2 separate regions of the Homo sapiens genome follow, and region 1 is linked to region 2. A link is an interaction called in ENCODE POLR2A ChIA-PET data of the cell type or tissue named here. Cell type or tissue: Caco-2. All regions are shown on one strand. Links, peaks and the distances in the headings refer to the core of each region. The heading gives the core; the rest is flanking DNA.

Region 1 (10,517 bases), core at 1,917-5,916, 92 kb after region 2:
CAAAGCCACCGACAGGTATGGATCTGCCCCCTCCCTGACCCCCTCTGCTTTCTGCCCTTTTGGTGCTCTCTGACCTCTGACCCTGGGGCCCAAGGAACCCATTCTGTCTGTAAGGCTGAGTTCAGTTCTGTCCCCATGCAGAGATTTGGGGTAGACCCAGGTAAAGATGGCAGAATGAAGGGGTGCTGGCAGACAGACACAGGGCAGGGAGAGGGAACTGAAGGAATCAGGGAAGTCAGAGAGCCCATGTTTCCCAGCTGATGGGAGGCGGGGCAATTCCTGGTGGCCCCTCCAGCAGGCACAGTGAAATTTAACCCTTCATTGGAGGGTGGCAGGAGGAGGTTTGTGAAAGTGTGGATGGGTAAGGAGACGGTGGAGGTGGAGAAAATGGAGCAATTAAGATGGGTCCCCAAAGACCCCTTTATTTGAGTGCTAATTGCTGTTAGAGGAAGTAAATTTGAAGGAAGTATCAGGAGGCAGCACCCTTCAGCTCTGGGTCTGACCCCTTAGGGACATCATGGGGTCCCCCATCAATCCCTGCTCTGGATAGACCCAAGTCGGGGCAGCCCAGGGTGTCTCTTCAGGGACTTCAAAGGCCTTGACTTAAGAAGTCTTCTCAAGGGGAAGGACACCCTGTTTTGTTGGGGGAGAGAGAGAGAGGGTGTCTATTGAGCCTCTGGACACTCTCCTCTAGCCCATGGGAACTGGCACTGCCTGACCACCTAGGGGAGGCTTGGAGCCTGGCTGAGCCCCAGTCTTAGGAGGGAGGGAAGAGGGTGGCGAGGGAGTGGGATGTCTCTTCCGCCTGGTAGATTAGTGACTCTGAGACAGGAGAGGGCCTGTCACCGGGCCCATAAATAAAGCAGCCGAGTCTCTCCCTCCATCTGTGTTTATCTGTCTGGCCTTGAGTTTCCGGGAGAGGAGATGTCTCGGCACCCCCAGCATCAAACACCAAGCGCTGGAGGGGAGGAGGGGCAGTCTCCCTCCCTTCGCCTTCCCTCTCAACCTCTATTCCTGCTTCCTCAAATCTCATCCTCTGAGGCCCTCCCTCTTCAGCCTAGACACTGACTCCAGGAAGCCCTCTGAGACCAGGGGGTCGGGGCTACAGAGTGGGGAGTGTGGTCTGGGGTCTCTGCCACCTTTTCCCATTAGTGCCCACCCTTTGTAGACTGAGGAGAAGGTGCCTTGGGGCCCAGAGAGAAATGAAAGGTGGGAATCAACAGGGTGCTGGGAGGCCTCTGTGGAAGACCCTCTGATCCCAGGGAAGGGTCCAGGGAAGCCCCCAAGTGATGGTGAAGGGCCAGGGGGGACCTGCAGGCAGAGAGAGCCTGGTGGATCCCCAGCCCCTCTCAGGGCATGGCAGGCCATGAGGAGAAGACCCTGCCTGTCACCTCCTATCCTGGCTAACTCTTCTTGACAACACCCTCCCTCCCTCCCTCTTTCTACCTCCGTGGATCCCTGAAACTCCAGGCTGTTCTTAGAACCCAGGACCTGCCACCAGGGCTTTTCAAAGTGTGGTCACCAGACCACCTACAGCTACATCACTGGGAAGGGGAAGGGGAAATGCTTGTTTCTTTTTTTTTTTTTTTGTTTTGAGACAGAGTCTTGCTCTGTAACCCAGGCTGGAGTGCAGTGGCACGATCTTGGCTCACTGCAAGCTCCGCCTCCTGGGTTCATGCCATTCTCCTGCCTCAGCCTCCCAAGTAGCTGGGACTACAGGTGCCCGCCACCACGCCTGGCTAATTTTTTGTATTTTTAGTAGAGATGGGGTTTCACCGTGTTAGCCGGGATGGTCTCAATCTCCTGACCTCGTGATCCGCCTGCCTTCGGCCTCCCAAAGTGCTGGGATTACAGGCATGATCCACCGCGCCCAGCCGGGGAAATGCTTGTTTCAGTGCAGATTCCTGGGCCCCCATAGACTCACTGGATCAACAGAGGCTTGAGGACTTGGGTTTTTGTTTTCTTTTCTTTTTTTTTTTTTTTTTTTGAGACAGAATTTCACTCTTGTTGCTTAGGCTGGAGTGCAATGGTGCGATCTCGGCTCACTGCAACCTCCACTTCCTGGGTTCAGGCAATTCTCCTGCCTCAGCTTCCCAAATAGTTAGGATTACAGGCATGTGCCACCACACCTGGCTAATTTTTGTATTTTTAGTAGAGACGGGGTTTCGCCATGTTGACGAGGCTGGTCTCAAACTACTGACCTCAGGTGATCTGCCCACCTCGGCCACCCAAAGTGCTGGGATTACAGGCGTGAGCCACCGCGCCCAGCTGAGGACTTGGGTTTTAATGGTCATCCATGGTAATGCGGGTGTAATTCAAGTTTGAGAAACACCTATTTTCCTACATGAAGCCAGCCACTCTTGTTCACCCCATCCCCACTGCTGAGCTCGGGGCCCAGGACATAGTAAGTGTTCAATAAACATCCATTGATTGAATGCATTTCTAGACAGTGTCTATTCCTTTTTTCACTCCAGGTCTTCTTCTCTTCTTCAACCACCTCGAATCTACCAGAGGATCCCAAGTCCCTGTTTTCTGCTAAGGTGATAATTCCAGAATATGTCAGCCAGACCCACAGTGACACATGTCTTTAAACAGAACATGGTACTCACAGAAACACTCTAATGGTAGGGTTTTTTGGCAACAGGGCAGGTTAGTGGGGAGCTCACTGTGACAGGGGAGGCTCCTCAGTTCTTCTCAGAGTCCACAGGAACCACCTGCTTCACTCACCCTCAGGGAATGATGGTGGGGTGCAGGGCTCCTGTGCTGAGGGCAAGGAGTGTCAGGACCCAGGGAAGGGGAAGATCAGAGAGAAGGAAAAAGATCGAAAGTGTGTGAAAGAAGAGCCACAGTTAAAGGAGGTCTAAGGGCAAAAGGAGAGCACTGTTACACAACTCAGGTCAGTGGCCCTGGAAAGTTTTCAGAGAATCAGGCATCCCAGCCAGGAATGCACAAGCAAGGAATGCACTTCTCTCCACCCTCGGTTTCCCTGAATGTCCATCTCAGGAAAAAGAGGTTCTTCCAGACGTTGATTCCTCTCCTGGCATCAGGGCCATCCAGCGTTGCTGCTTCATTGCCTCTGGTTTGGATTGCATTTGCATTAATTTGCTTGGGCTGGACCAACAAGTATATGCAAATGGATATGAAGTGGTGGGTTCTCAGGGCAGGGAGTCTCCCTGAGGTGAAGATGGAGACCTGGAGGAGGGAGGCACCGGGAGTTGCTGGCGCTAGAGGGGGCCCCCCAGGCTTGCTTTGATAGCCTCTCTGGCTCAGAGGGGTGAGGGCAGCCTACGATGTTAACAGCCCTGGCACTGCAAGCCCCAGGAGGCCTTGGGGGGGACTGCGGAACAAAGGACTCAGGCATTCTGAGGGTGGCAAGGGCAGCTCTGATGGTATAGGGCAGATGAGCAGGGTTCTCAGGCCCCCCCGGGGAAGCAGGGAGCCTGGGAGCCAGCCCCAGGAATGCAAGGAGATGGCAGATGGCAAATACTTGCCCTGAGGCCCTGGAGAGGGATGAGGGTGGTAAGAAGCTGGGAGAAGAGGAGGAGGAGGCAGATGCCAGGCCAGAGTTTCTGAGAAGAGAAGAAGCCGGGTGGGAGAGGGGAAATGACAAAGCTGCCCCCCTGGTGGTGGCAGGGGCCCGGAAAAGGGGGCTGAGGGGGAGCTGAGAAAGCAGTCAGTGAAGACTTGGGAGAGGCAGCTGTCTAGGCCCCTCTCCCCTGTGGAATGGCTCCTGCTGACCACAGGTTTGGGCAGGTGGAGGGGGCAGAGTCCTCAACTTTAGGGAAAAGTATTAATGGTAGACACACAGTCCCACCCTAATGGGGGCTCTCTGGCCTCAGAGAGCTACAATATACTGGAAAAGATGCAGCCTGTGTTCTTGCGAAGCCCCCAGTCTAACGTAAGAGATAGTCTCTGTCTCCATCCTGGGTGCAGGTGGGGGCACAATGAGGATCCCACATGCACTCTCCAAATTACTTAGGAGCTCTCCCAGCCCATATCAGCAAGGGCAAACGTACAGGACCAGTGAGCCCTTCCTAGATGGAGAGAACCCCAACATCAGCAGCAACCAGAGGTCAGCAGGGCTAACTCAGTGAGGCCTCCTGAAGGGAATTGTTTTTTCTTCTTTTAGAAAGGAGGTCTTGCTCTGTTGTCCAGGCTAGACTCGAACTCCTGGGCTCAAGCAGTCCTTCTACCTCAGCCTCCCAAATACCTGGAATTACAGGCATGTACCCCCTGCCTGGCTCCTAAAGTGAATTTTGAGGAAGATTTTGAAAATGAGGCTGGGTGTGGTGGCTTACATCTGTAATCCCAGCACTTTGAGAGGCCAAGGCAGGAGGATCACTTGAGCCCAGGAATTCGAGACCAGCCTGGGCAATATAATGAAACCCAGCCTCTACAGAAAAAAATTTTTAAAATTAGCCAGGTGTGGTGGTGCACGCCTGTACTCCTAGCTACTCAGGAGGGTGAGGTGGGAGGATTACTTGAGCCAGGGAGGTTGAGGCTGCAGTGAGTTATGATTGCTCCACTGCACTCCAGCCTGGGTGACAGAGTGAGACTGTCTCAAAATAACAAAAAAGAAGAAGAAGGAGGAGGGAAGGAGGAGGGAGGAAGGAGAAGAAGAAGAAGAGGAAGAGGAAGGAGGAGGGAAGAAGGAGGGAGGAAGGAGAAGAAAAAGAGGAAGAGGAAGAAGAAGAAAGAGAGGAAAGGAGGAGGGAAGAGGGGAGAAGGGAGAAGAGAAGGAAGAAGAAGAAGGAAGAGTAGGAGGCGGAGGAGGAAGAAGAAGAGGAGGGGGAGGAGGAAGAAGAAGAGGAGGAGGAGGAGGAAAGCAAGAAGGAAGGAAGGGGGGAGGGAGGGAGAGAGAGAAGAGAAGAAAAGAGAAAAGAAAAGGGGAGGCCAATGGCTGGGGTTCATCCTATGTTGGCCTGAGGCAGAGAGTGGTGAGAGCTGGGGAGGATGACAAGCAGAGCATTTGGCTCAAGGACCCTTGGCAGCAATGCGGGATGGCCCTGACGCAGGGAGGGGCTCAACTCGGGAAGAGCCTTTTTTCCCAGAGATAGCCACTTGATATTCAGAGAAATTGAGGCTTGGAGAAGATAAGTAACTCTCTCAAGATTACCCAGCAAGTTAGAGGCAAAGCTGAGACCAGAGATCAGATTTTAGGACTCCCAGTTCTGTGCTCTTTCCCCTCCCCCAGCTGGCATGCTGTTAACCTAGGGCTGTTGTCAGAAGCTTCCAGGAGGCCTGTCATTCTCCAGGTGGGCTGTTAGGGCAGGGGAAAGTACCTTAATCTCTTAAGGCCTCTTTTTCCCCATCTGTACTTTGGGCTCTTTCATCTGAAGAGGGGAAAGTCCTTTGCAGATGGGTCCCAGGTGAATCTAAGGTATTGTAGGACTTAGTTTTCCTGTAGGGATGGGTGGGTGGAAAGGGAGAAGGAGGCAAGCAGAGGCTGGGGGTCCTCCAGCTGATCAGGCCTGGCCTTCTTCCAAATATGCTTGATTTGACGATTTTTGAAGGGGAGATAAAAGAAGATGTATTTGCATTTGGTTTGCATAGCAATTGTGTGAATTCCAGGTCTAGGCCAGAGCTCTGGAATCTCCCTGGCTCCTGCTCCCTCCTCTGTGGTTTCCCCACCTGCCTGAGAGCCTCCCGGTTGCCAGTTGTGTGGCCACAGCTGGAGAAGGGGGGTTCAGATGTTGGCCACTGGCTTCTCCAGGACCCAAAAAGCCCCTTCCGCCCTCTCCAGCCCCGGTCCCAGGACATTCTCGCTTCCCTGTGGGGTCCCCAGGAGGTCTCCTGGATGCCTTGTGGGAGGCTCCGGGCTGGCTGAGGGCCGGCTCTAATCAGGCTGGGGCCTCCTACGGCTCTGCCTTCCCAAACAGGGACCTCCTCTAAGGGTAACCCAGCGGGAGTCCCTCGGGGCCCTGCCCTTGCCGCCGGGGGGCTGGTGAGAGGGGTCTCTGCACCCCACCCTCCGCGTCCTCAACGGAGGCTGGGTGCTCAGCTGCAGTGGGCCGGCAAAGGGCTGTCCCCTCCCACTGGAGCCAAATAATTGCCTCTTGCTTTGTTGTGTGGTGTCTGGGGCCCGGGGCCTCTCATTTGTGGGGACGTGCTGTGGCGAGAGCCTCCCTGCTAATTACCCTCCTCCCCATCGCCGCCGCCGCCGCCGCCACTGAGCCTCCTGCGTCCGCTGGGCCTTACTCACCCCCGCCCGGCCTGTAGCTCCCCCCACGGCCCAGACGCAGGGAACTCCCCTCCCGGGTCCCAAACTGTCCTTTCCCGGCAAACAACCTCGCTGGCTTCCCCCAACACGCCTGCAAGCCGGCTCCGGGAGGAGCAGACCCTGCCGGGGTTTGTCTCGGGGAGAGAGACCTGAAAGGATATTTCTGGTTTGGATACATCCCCAACCCGGACCTCTGCCCGAGAACCGATCTGGGATTGGGCTCTGGGCACGCGCCTGCATTGTGCAACATCTGGACAGGGGTTGCACCTGTTGGGACTTGTTCCCAGTTGAGGTTGGAACTACCTGCGACCCTGATACCTGGGAGAAAACACCCCATGATAGCTTCTCTTTTTTTCTTCCCCTTTTCCTATTTTTCAACCACTTGTTTACCTATTTGCTGTAAAGGAAATGAAAGAGAGGGAGACAGAGAAATAGATTGGGCCTGAGACAAACCCACACCCCAACGAATCAAACCTAGAGAGGGGATCCCAAGAAAGAGCTACTCTTCCAGCAAAGAAACAGACCAGAGGCCGGGCGCGGTGGCTGACGCCTGTAATCCCAGCACTTTGGGAGGCCAAGGCAGGTGGATTGCCTGAGCTCAGGGGTTCAAAACCAGCCTGGGCAACATGGTGAAACCCCGTCTCTACTAAAAATACAAAAAAATTAGTCAGGCATGGTGGCAGGCACCTGTAGTCCCAGCTACTCGGGAGGCCGAGGCAGGAGAATCGCTTGAATCCGGGAGGCAGAGGTTGTGGTGAGCCAAGATCACGCCACTGCACTCCAGCCTGGGTGACAGAGCAAAACTCTGTTTCAAAAAAAAAAAAAAAGAAAGAAACAGAAACAGAGACCAGATGGGGATACAGAGGCAGGAACACATGCTATGCAGAGAGTTGGAGGCACAGAGACAAAAAGAGAAATGGAGAGGTTTTCACTTATCTTAAGTGGAGACGAAAGAAGACCTAGAACAAACAATTATAATCACAGAAAGCAAACTTCTCATTCTTATTAAATCTTGAGTAATTCTTAAGAAAATGGGCCAGTGAGGTTGAATGAAGACTGGACTTGGAGGGAGAAGTGGGGACAGATAGTAAGAGGTATTGGTATGAGCCAAGACTCTTAAGTTATGAACAGACAGTCACATATCACAATGGTTTGCACACAGTAGGTGCTCAATAAATGATGACAGATGCAGGCAGATAGCTGACTCCTCTCTTCTAGGGCCAGAGCTGAAAGCTTAAATGATAGTAATAGGGATATAGGATGGGCTTCTGGAGGAACTTTCCAAGTGTGGGCACCATTCATTCATCCAGTAAACATTTATGGAATGCCTACTGTGTGCCAGACACTGTTCTGGGTGCTTATGATACAATTAGTGAACAAAACAAAAATCCCTGGAATACTCGATCGAGGGTTATGAACTCCACCTGCTAGAAGGAGGGTCAGAAGAGAAGAATCCCTCTTCTCAGCACATTTTAGGGGAGCTAATTAGGGAGGATGAGTTTGGGGGCAGGGAGTATGAATTTTCCAGAAAACTAGGGAAGGTGAACCCCAGACTCTAGGTTATAGAGCCCATCAAACCAGTGGAGAGAAAGTTGCCAGTGGGACATCACTGAGTTCAGCGCAGGAGGAGGTGGATGTTCCTGAAGTCACACAAAACCGGCAGAGTTTCATTCTCTGGCGTGGCTGGGGGTTCTGGGGTGCCAATTAGGAAACCCGGATGTTTAGGATCCCTTCCCAGCTGGATACCCTATGTCAAGGACAAGTACCTCCATGTGTTCATGCTTGGGTGGTGAAGTTCTTTGCAGTGAAAACCCAGCAAGCTTAGGACCCCGTAAACTGATCTGATCTCTCCCTGTCTCCAGACAGGTCAGTCTTTAAATAATCCTGGCTTTTGTTCACCCCCTCCAAGGACTTCTTACCACCCCAGTTATCAGGAAGTCCAGCTCAAAGCCCTCTCCCTCAGTGGCAGGAGGGGAAATCAATGCCTCCTGCCTTTTTCCTGGGTGGAGAGAAAGAAGCAGGGATGTCATTTGATGAGGTGGGGACCAGCAGCTTCTTCACAAACACTCTCCACCCCTCCAAAGCTATCTCTTTTAGACCCTGAAGCAGAGGAGGGAGATGAAAGGGACAGAGCTGACCACGAGAGGTGGAGAGGGTAGGACCCTGACTGGGAACAGATTTCAGGAGCAGATAGTGGGGGTAGGGCAGAGGACAGCAGGGATCCCAGTTATCTCATTGGTTCCCTTGGCATCAAAGCATTCATTGGTTTTTAGCAAAGTGAAATAGGTTAGTGTGTCTGAGGATTGCAGTGGGGATGGGGGTAGGGAATAGGGTGTATCAATGTGTTGGCTCTGCACAGCCTCCTGTCTTTCTTCCCCCTACACACACACAGTCCAGAAATTCTCTGAGAATCTAGCCTCACCAGGGCTTCATTCTGGAGCAAACTCTTTGATCTTCCAACTGAGGAAAGAGACAAATGTGAGAGCCCCTTAAAGGAATCATAAGACAAAGTATTGGCTTGATATGTAAAAATGTTTAATGTAAATGTTTATTGAACTATGAAATGCATATAGAAAAGTGTTATAAATATAGAACATACATAAATCATAAGCACAAAACTGGGTGAATTTTCACAAAATGAACATACCTGGGTAACCAACACTCAGCTCAAGGAACAGAAGGTTACCAACACCCCAAAGCACCCATTATCCCACCTTCAGGTTATTAAACCCCCCAAAAGTAAGGAATCTCTATTCTGACTCCAAAGAGTGTAGATTAGTTTTTCTGGCTGTTTTTGACCTTCAAGTAGGTGAGATCATGCACTGTGTTTACGCCTTTAGAGCCAGCCTCTTTCACTCTGAGTGTCCGTGAGATTCGTCCTTTGCTTGAGTTTGAACCCAACTGCAATAGGAGGGACAGGATGCATCAGGATTATCCCCCTTTGGGTGTCAAACTCAGGCTCTCCTGAGATCCCTGTCAGCCCCCTTTTCAGAGTTTGGTGTTAGCACCCTCAATTTGCTGTACCTCCAGACTCCCCAGATCCCAAACAGGATGAGGACTGGGAGATCCTGCCCTCTTGGTCCTCCTATCCAAGCTAAGATCGCTGGTCCCAGACCACACCCCTCCAAAGGGATTCCAGAGGAAGTCCCCAACCTGGGCGGGGTTAATTAGATGGTGCTTTGAGATCTCAGGATGAAAGGACTGCCTAGGGCCATTGTCCTTGGCCTCCTGTCCAGCTTGGCAGGGGAGGGGAGGCAGTACCCTGTCCCTTCAGGCCCAAAGGATGGGGCATTAGTTTATTGGGAGTGGCACTGCCAGGCTCTGGAGGACTCTGTTCTGAGAAGCTCCTGCTCATAGAAGCAGGGAGCCCAGGGCCAAGATATGGGGGAGTGGGGAGTCAAGGGCTCACGCCCCTGGGGTCTGCCTCCCCGCCTCCTGGGCAGCACTCAGACAGCCCGGCTCTGGTGCCGTGTGTGGTTTCAGGATAAGCTGCCGATGCCACCCAGAGCGCCCTGCTGACAGACAAGGATCTCACCTGCTTTCAAAGACGCCCTTTCATCTGCCAGGGCTAATTACACCTGCAGAGCGGAGAAGAGGGCACTGGAGCCAGCCCCCTCCTTCTTCCCCCATCCCGCTCCCAAGCCCCCTACCTCAGGAACCCTTCTCCTCCCTCCCCTCTGCCTGTTCCAAAGCTCCGTGGCAGCCTCAGCACCTGCCAATTATGGCTTCTCTAGTGACAAGTGGCCCTGGCTCCTTGGAAGGAGGGTGTGTGAGAGCAGAGGGCTTGAAGATGGGTCTATGCGTATGCATGATGGTCGGGGTTAGGAGGGTCTGGCTGGCATTAGGAGGCTACTAGGGAGTAGGTGAGGGCCTCGTGAGTGTGAAAGCTCTGTCCCTTGGTGGAGGTCAGGAGCACTTTGGCTCTGATGTAGGCAGCTCTGGGTTGGCTGCCCACGTATGAAAGTGGGAAGGCTCAGTGCCCCCCACTGGCTGTGTAGGCAAGTGGCTTCCAAGACTTGGGTCGTCCCCATGGTACTTGATGCTTTTTCCTCTTCCAGCACTTCGAGTGCTGCTTTGCAACACTCTGCTCATGTGACTGAGTCTCCCGCCACCTTGTAAACACATGTGTACAGGAGGCACCATGTTGGTCCATCTTTGCACTTCATTATCATAGTATTTGCTCACTGCACACACTTGCCCGAATGGGAGTGGAGAGTGTGTGAGGGACCACTTGGGTGAAGGGGATCCCGGGAGTGTTTGGGGGCCTGTTGGCATGGCGAGGCTCTGTGCTGCAGTG
Region 2 (6,190 bases), core at 415-4,414:
GCTCACGCCTGTAATCCCAGCACTTTTGGGAGGCTGAGACAGGCGGATCACCTAAGGTCAGGAATTCGAGACCAGCCTGATCAACATGGTGAAATCCCATCTCTGAAAAAAACAAAAAACACGCTGGGCACGGTGGCTCACGCCTGTAATCTCGGCACTTTGGGATGCTGAGGCGGGTGGATCACGAGGTCAGGAGTTTGAGACCAGCCTGATCAACATGGTGAAACCCTGTCTCTACTAAAAATACAAAAATTAGCTGGGCGTGGTGGCGTACGCCTGTAATCCCAGCTACTCAGGAAGCTGAGGCAGGAGAACTGCTTGAACCCGGGAGGCGGAGGTTGCAGTGAGCCGATATTGCGCCACCGCACTCCAGCCTGGGCGACAGAGTGAGACTCCATCTCAAAAACAAAACAAAACAAAAAACAAACAAACAAACAAAAACAAAAACCATCCCGGCGTGGTGGTGCATGCCTGCAGTCCCAGCTACTCAGCTACTCGGGAGGCTGCGGCGGAAGAATCACCTGAACTTGGGAGGCGGAGGTTGCAATGAGCCCAGATTGCGCCACTGCACTCCAGCCTGGGCAACAGAGTGAGACTCCATCTCAAAATATATATATATGTCATATATGATCATTATTATTATAGAACGGATTGAAAAACTGCTCTGAAAATGGCTCATAGAGCTGAATTAAGGGCCTTTTCAGGGATCTTTCATGGGAATTTGGCTCCCATCTGAGTCAGCCTGACTCAGACTGTAGGAATTGCTCAGGCTCCTCCATGATTAAACACACACTTAACTGGGCCCCAACTATGTGCTCGGGGCTGTCTGGGACATCTCAAGAGCAAGGCACTGCCCTGCCCTCAAGGTGTATCTATCTCTCTTCCTTGAACCAACAGGCTGGGCAGAACAGGACAGGGTGGGTCTGGAAGACCCAGCCCAGGTGAGTTGATGGAAGCAGGGACCACCAGCACTTCAGCCCCACCCACAGCTCCCCAAGGTGACTCACGTGGAGCAGAAGGATGTTTGAGAACAGTTCTGCCCAGCTACTGACTCCAGGGAGGCTGTCCCAAAGCCAGAGGCTCTGGGAGAGAACCTGCCTCTGCTGACTGCAGAGGCTCTGGGGGAGAGCCTGCCAAAGGCACATGCTTCTGTGTTCCCAAAGAGTGTAGGAGCATGGGCCTTTGGCGGGTTTCTGCACTTTTCCAAGGCCACAGGGAACTTCAGGGTCTGTGGGTAGATAAGCACATAATTGGTCTGGCATCCAGGGCATCGACTCTATCTCCTTCAGGAGACTTTAGTCATCGGGGCTCCCAGCAGCTAGAAGGAGGCAGAGAGAGGTATGGTAGGTTTCTGACCAGGAATCTCTCAGTTCTCTGCTGATTTAGCAGATGGGACCCTGGGAGAGGGGCAGCACATGTAGAGAGGTGAGGAGGATATACCAGGGCTGCACCAGCTTTGGACAAGGAAGCACAGAGCCCCGAGGCACCGTGTAGGCAGCCTACCTTGCCATCCATTATTGTTGTTGTTAGCTTGCTTATTACGTGATAAACATGCCCACGTGCCAGTGTAGATCTAAATGTTTTACAAGCCTTATCTAATGTGATTCTTCTAACAACCTTATAATGTGGGTACCATCATTAACCAGATTTTAAAGGCAAGGAAGCCAAAGATTAATTACGTAACATGTTGAAAATCATCCAGTGGGCCAGGTGCGGTGGCTCACGTCTGTAATCCCAACACTTTAGAAGGCCAAGGTGGGTGGATCACAAGGTCAAGAGATCGAGACCATCCTGGCTAACACGGTGAAACCCCGTCTCTACTAAAAACACAAAAAATTAGCTGGGTGTGGTGGCACGTGCCTGTAGTCCCAGCTACTCAGGAGGCTGAGGCAGGACAATCACTTGAACCCAGGAGGCGGAGGTTGCAGTGAGCCGAGATCGCGCCACTGCACTCCAGCCTGGGTGACAGAGAAAGACTCCGTCTCAAAAAAAAAGAAAAGAAAAGAAAATCATACAGATCATACAGTGGGCCAGGCGCGGTGGCTCACACATGGAACTCAACACTTTGGGAGGCCGAGGCGGGTGGATCACCTGAGGTCAGAAGTTTGAGACCAGCCTGGCCAACAAGGTGAAACCCCAACTACTAAAAATACAAAATTAGCTGGGCGTGGTGGCACATGCCTGTAATCCCAGCTACTCGGGAGGCTGAGGCAGAAGAATCCCTTGAACCTGGGAGGCAGAGGTTGCAATGAGCCAAGATTGTGCTACTGCGCTCCAGCCTGGGAAACAGAGAAAGACTCAAAAAAAAAAAAAAAAGGAAAATCATACAGTGGGTAGTTGATGAGGCTGGGATTCAAACCCAGGCCTGTTGGGCTACCCAGCCTGCATTCTTCTTCTCTGTGTGATGTGCCTTTGCTTCTCCTGCACCCCTGCCTACCCCTTTGGCTCAGCCACAACAGCTTCAGGTCTCTTCCTCCCTTGGGCCTGATTCCTATTTTCTCCCCAGTTGTTGTGCCAGACACTCAGAACTCCCACCCCTGCAGGCCCTGCCCCTTTCCAAAGTTCATTCTTACCACACCCCATTCTGGGAAAGGGAGCCCATTACTTATCCTCCTGCAATATCCATAAAAGAAGGCTTACTTTCAACATTCAAATAACTCATTTATTTTATCTGCTATATTTTTATTACTTTATGGTCTGTGTGTTTGCTCACAGCCACACTGACTATGGGGTGTGGTGTGTGTGCCTGTGTGTGTGTGGTGTATCTGCCTGCTAGGCTGGAAGCTCTGGAAACATAGCAGCCTTGGGCCTCTTGCTGCCCGGAGTGTAACCACTGTGTTGCTTTTTTCTTTCTTTCTTTCTTTCCTTTTTTTTTTTTGAGACAGAATCTCGCTCTGTCACCCAGGCTGGAGTGCAGTGGTGTGATCTCAGCCCACTGCAACCTCCTCCTCTTGGGTTCAAGCGATTCTCCTACCTCAGCCTCCCAAATAACTGGGATTACAGGCACGTGCCACCATGCCTGGCTAATTTTTGTATTTTCAGTAGAGATGGGGTTTCACCATGTTGGCCAGGGTGGTCTTGAACTCCTGACCTCGTGATCTGCCCACCTTGGCCTCCCAAAGTGCTGGGATTACAGGCGTGAGCCACCGTGCCCGGCATGTTGCGTTTTTCAGTCTGTCTCCCCACCTAGTCTGCGAGTACCTGTGGGCTGGGAAGCCAAAGCAGACTTGTTCATCTCTATAACCCCAGCATCCGGTGTGACTCTTGACATTGAGTGTCAGGAGCTTAATGGATGCTTGTAATGAAGGAAAGCCATATGCAGGAAGGCATTTGATGTTGGTGGTAGTTGTGATAAGTGGGGACCATGATTGCTTTGTCTTGGGACAAGAGGTTCAAGGTCCCCAGATCCTTTTCTCATCCTTTCCTCTACAGCTCAGGACTTGGAGTCAACATCCTCTGAGCCTCTTGGGAGTGAAGGGAGGAAATCAGGGAGAAGAAATTAGGGGTGGTCAGCTTCACGAGTTTGGTACAGACCAGTGAAAGTCTATGTGGGGCCAGTCACCTGGGTCATGCTCTGGGGCCACTCATTTTACCCTTAACTCTGGCAACTCATGCCCTCCTGGCCACCTCATCCCTCCACCTTTGTTAGTCTTCTGGGGAAAAAGAACTCCCTGGGTGGCTTCATGAAATGGGTCCTGTTTGTCATCTTCTAAGGATGCCACTGTATTTCATTATTTCACCATGCTTATCATGGAAGGCGGTGGGAATCTAATCTGCTAAGAAAAGGAAAACCAAGGATACTACCAAACCACCCATCCATTCACCTCTTTTCCATTGGAGTTCAACTTTATGCACCCTGAGCACCTTATCACAAAGACACAGTCCTAGGCCTCAAAGGAAGTAAAAGTATGTTGAGTGAGGGGCCCACCACCTTCCATATCCCATGACGACATCTCCAGAGTGTGTCGTCACAGAGTGTGAGAGTACTGTGCTCATGCATAGAAGGTGCTCAAAAAATCTATGCAAAGCAAATAAGAGGTACCTGTAATCCCAGCGCTTTGGGAGGCCGAGGCAGGCAGATCACCTGAGGTCAAGAGTTCAAGACCAGCCTGGCCAACATGGCAAAATCCCGTCTCTACTAAAAATACAAAAACACAGAAAATTAACTGGGTGTGGTGGTGCCTGCCTGTAGTCCCAGCTACTTAGGAGGCTGAGGCACAAGAATCACTTGAACCCAGGAGGCAGAGGTTGCAGTGAGCTGAGGTCATGCCACTGCACTCCAGCCTGGGCAACAGAGCAAGACTGTCTCAAAAAAAATAAAAAAGCTAATAAGAGGTCCACTCAGAGATGCTCAGAGTGCTAAGGGAACAGAAAGAAGGAGACGGAGTATCCAACTCAGCATGGGAAAAGGCAAAGGAGAAGGACAGAACACCACCAGAGCAGGCTCTTAGGAGAAGTAACACTTGAGCTGAGTCTTGCAAGATGGCATGAATTGTAATAGAAAGGAGAGGAGAGAAAAGAGGAAGGGAGGTGACAGGTGTCATTCTGGGAAAAAGGAAAAGCAAGGACAAAGCCTAGAGGTGAGAGAATGGCTGTTCCAGAAGGAAGAAGTTTATTATGGGAGCATGGATGTTTATGGGGAGAGTGGAGAGAAATTAGGTTGAAGAGACCGGCAAAGGGAGATCTTGAAGAACTTTCAGGTCCATTATAAAGGGTTGAAATTTAATTCCATAGGTTAGGATTCCCAATCAATGGGCAAGCAGGTCCCTGGAAAGCTGTAGAAATATGCAAAGGTGGGAAGATCGCTTGAGCCAAGGAGTTTGAGGCTGTAGTGAGCTATGACTGTGCCAACTGTATTCCAGCCTGGGTGACGGAGACAGACCCTGTCTGTAAAAAAATAAATAAATAAATAAAATAGAATTATGCAAATGTGCCAGGGATCCATAAATGCAATGATTTTTTTTTAAGTCAGTGGTTACTAGAAAGACAACTCCCATATGATGAGATGCAGAAATTTTTCTACATTGAAGAAAATGGTCATTTTGGCTGGGCATGGTAGCTCACACCTGTAATCCCAGCATTTTGGGAGGTTGAGGAAGGAGGATCACTTGAGTCCAGGAGTTCGAAACCAGCCTGGGCAACATAGTGAGACCCTGACTCAGAAAAAAAAAAAAAAAGAGAAAGAGAGAGAGGAAGGAACGAAGGGAAGAAGGAAGGAAAGATCATTTCAGAGAATATGACCAATAAATGTATGAAAAGATGTCCAACCTTACTAGAAACAAAGTGTCTAGTTTCCTGGTGCTGCTGTAACAAATCACCACAAACTGGGTGGCTTAAAACAATAGAAATTTACTCTCTCACAGGGCCGGGCTCAGTGGCTCAAGCCTGTAATCCCAGTACTTTGGGAGGCCGAGGCGGGTGGATCACCTGAGGTCAGGAGATCGAGACCACTCTGGCTAACACGGTGAAACCCTGTCTCTACTAAAAATACAAAAAATTAGCTGGGCGTGGTGGCGGGCGTCTATAGTCCCAGCTACTCGGGAGGCTGAGGCAGGAGAATGGCGTGAGCCCGGGAGGTGGAGGGTGCAGTGAGCCGAGATCGCACCACTGCACTCCAGCCTGGGCGACAGAGAGACTCTGTCCCAAAAAAAAAAAGAAAAGAAATTTACTCTCGCAGTTCTGGAGGCTTGAAGTCTGAAATCCAGGTGTCAGCATGGTTGGTTCCTTGCAGAGGAGATGCTGTCTGTGCCTCTCTCCTGGCTTCTGTGGCTGCTGGCAGGCCTTGGTATCCTTGGCTTGCAGGTACCTCCATTGTCACATGGCTTCCATTGTCACATGACATTCTTCCTGTAAGGACACTACTCCTCAACCTTAGGGCCTACACTAACCCAGGTTGACTACATCTGAAAACCACATCTGGAAACCCTAGTTCCAATGCAGGTCACATTCTGGGGTTCTGAGTGGACGTGAATTTTCGGGGACACTATTCAATCCAGTACACTAGGGAAATGCAAATATAAAGGACATGGGCCTGGTGAAATGGTGCAATGGTGCACACCTGTAATCCCAGCACTTTGGGAAGCCGAGGTGGGTGGATCATCTGAGGTCAGGAGTTCCAGATCAGCCTGTCCAACATGGTGAAACCCCGTCTCTACTAAAAATGCAAAAATTAGCTGGGTGTGGTGGTGCC

What was found. Peaks named below come from ENCODE experiments on the same cell type or tissue, not always from the same donor. Only the 100,000 strongest peaks of a DNase experiment are listed, where the experiment ranks them.
Region 1: POLR2A ChIA-PET joins it to region 2 with 5 read pairs; 7 of 35 experiments call an interaction of 5 or more read pairs at or near these places.

The regions. Positions count from the first base shown.
Region 1 is chr17:47,868,152-47,878,668 of GRCh38, reverse strand. It overlaps a transcript of SP6 not described here. Among named protein-coding and RNA genes, the nearest start is that of SP6, 22 kb to the right of the region's middle. RefSeq lists a cis regulatory region at 584-1,161. In Caco-2, for the core only: no CTCF peak of the experiment used is centred there; no DNase peak of the experiment used is centred there.
Region 2 is chr17:47,962,747-47,968,936 of GRCh38, reverse strand. It overlaps a transcript of CDK5RAP3 not described here. Among named protein-coding and RNA genes, the nearest start is that of CDK5RAP3, 5.3 kb to the left of the region's middle. In Caco-2, for the core only: no CTCF peak of the experiment used is centred there; DNase peaks (open chromatin) are centred at 883, 2,546 and 3,966.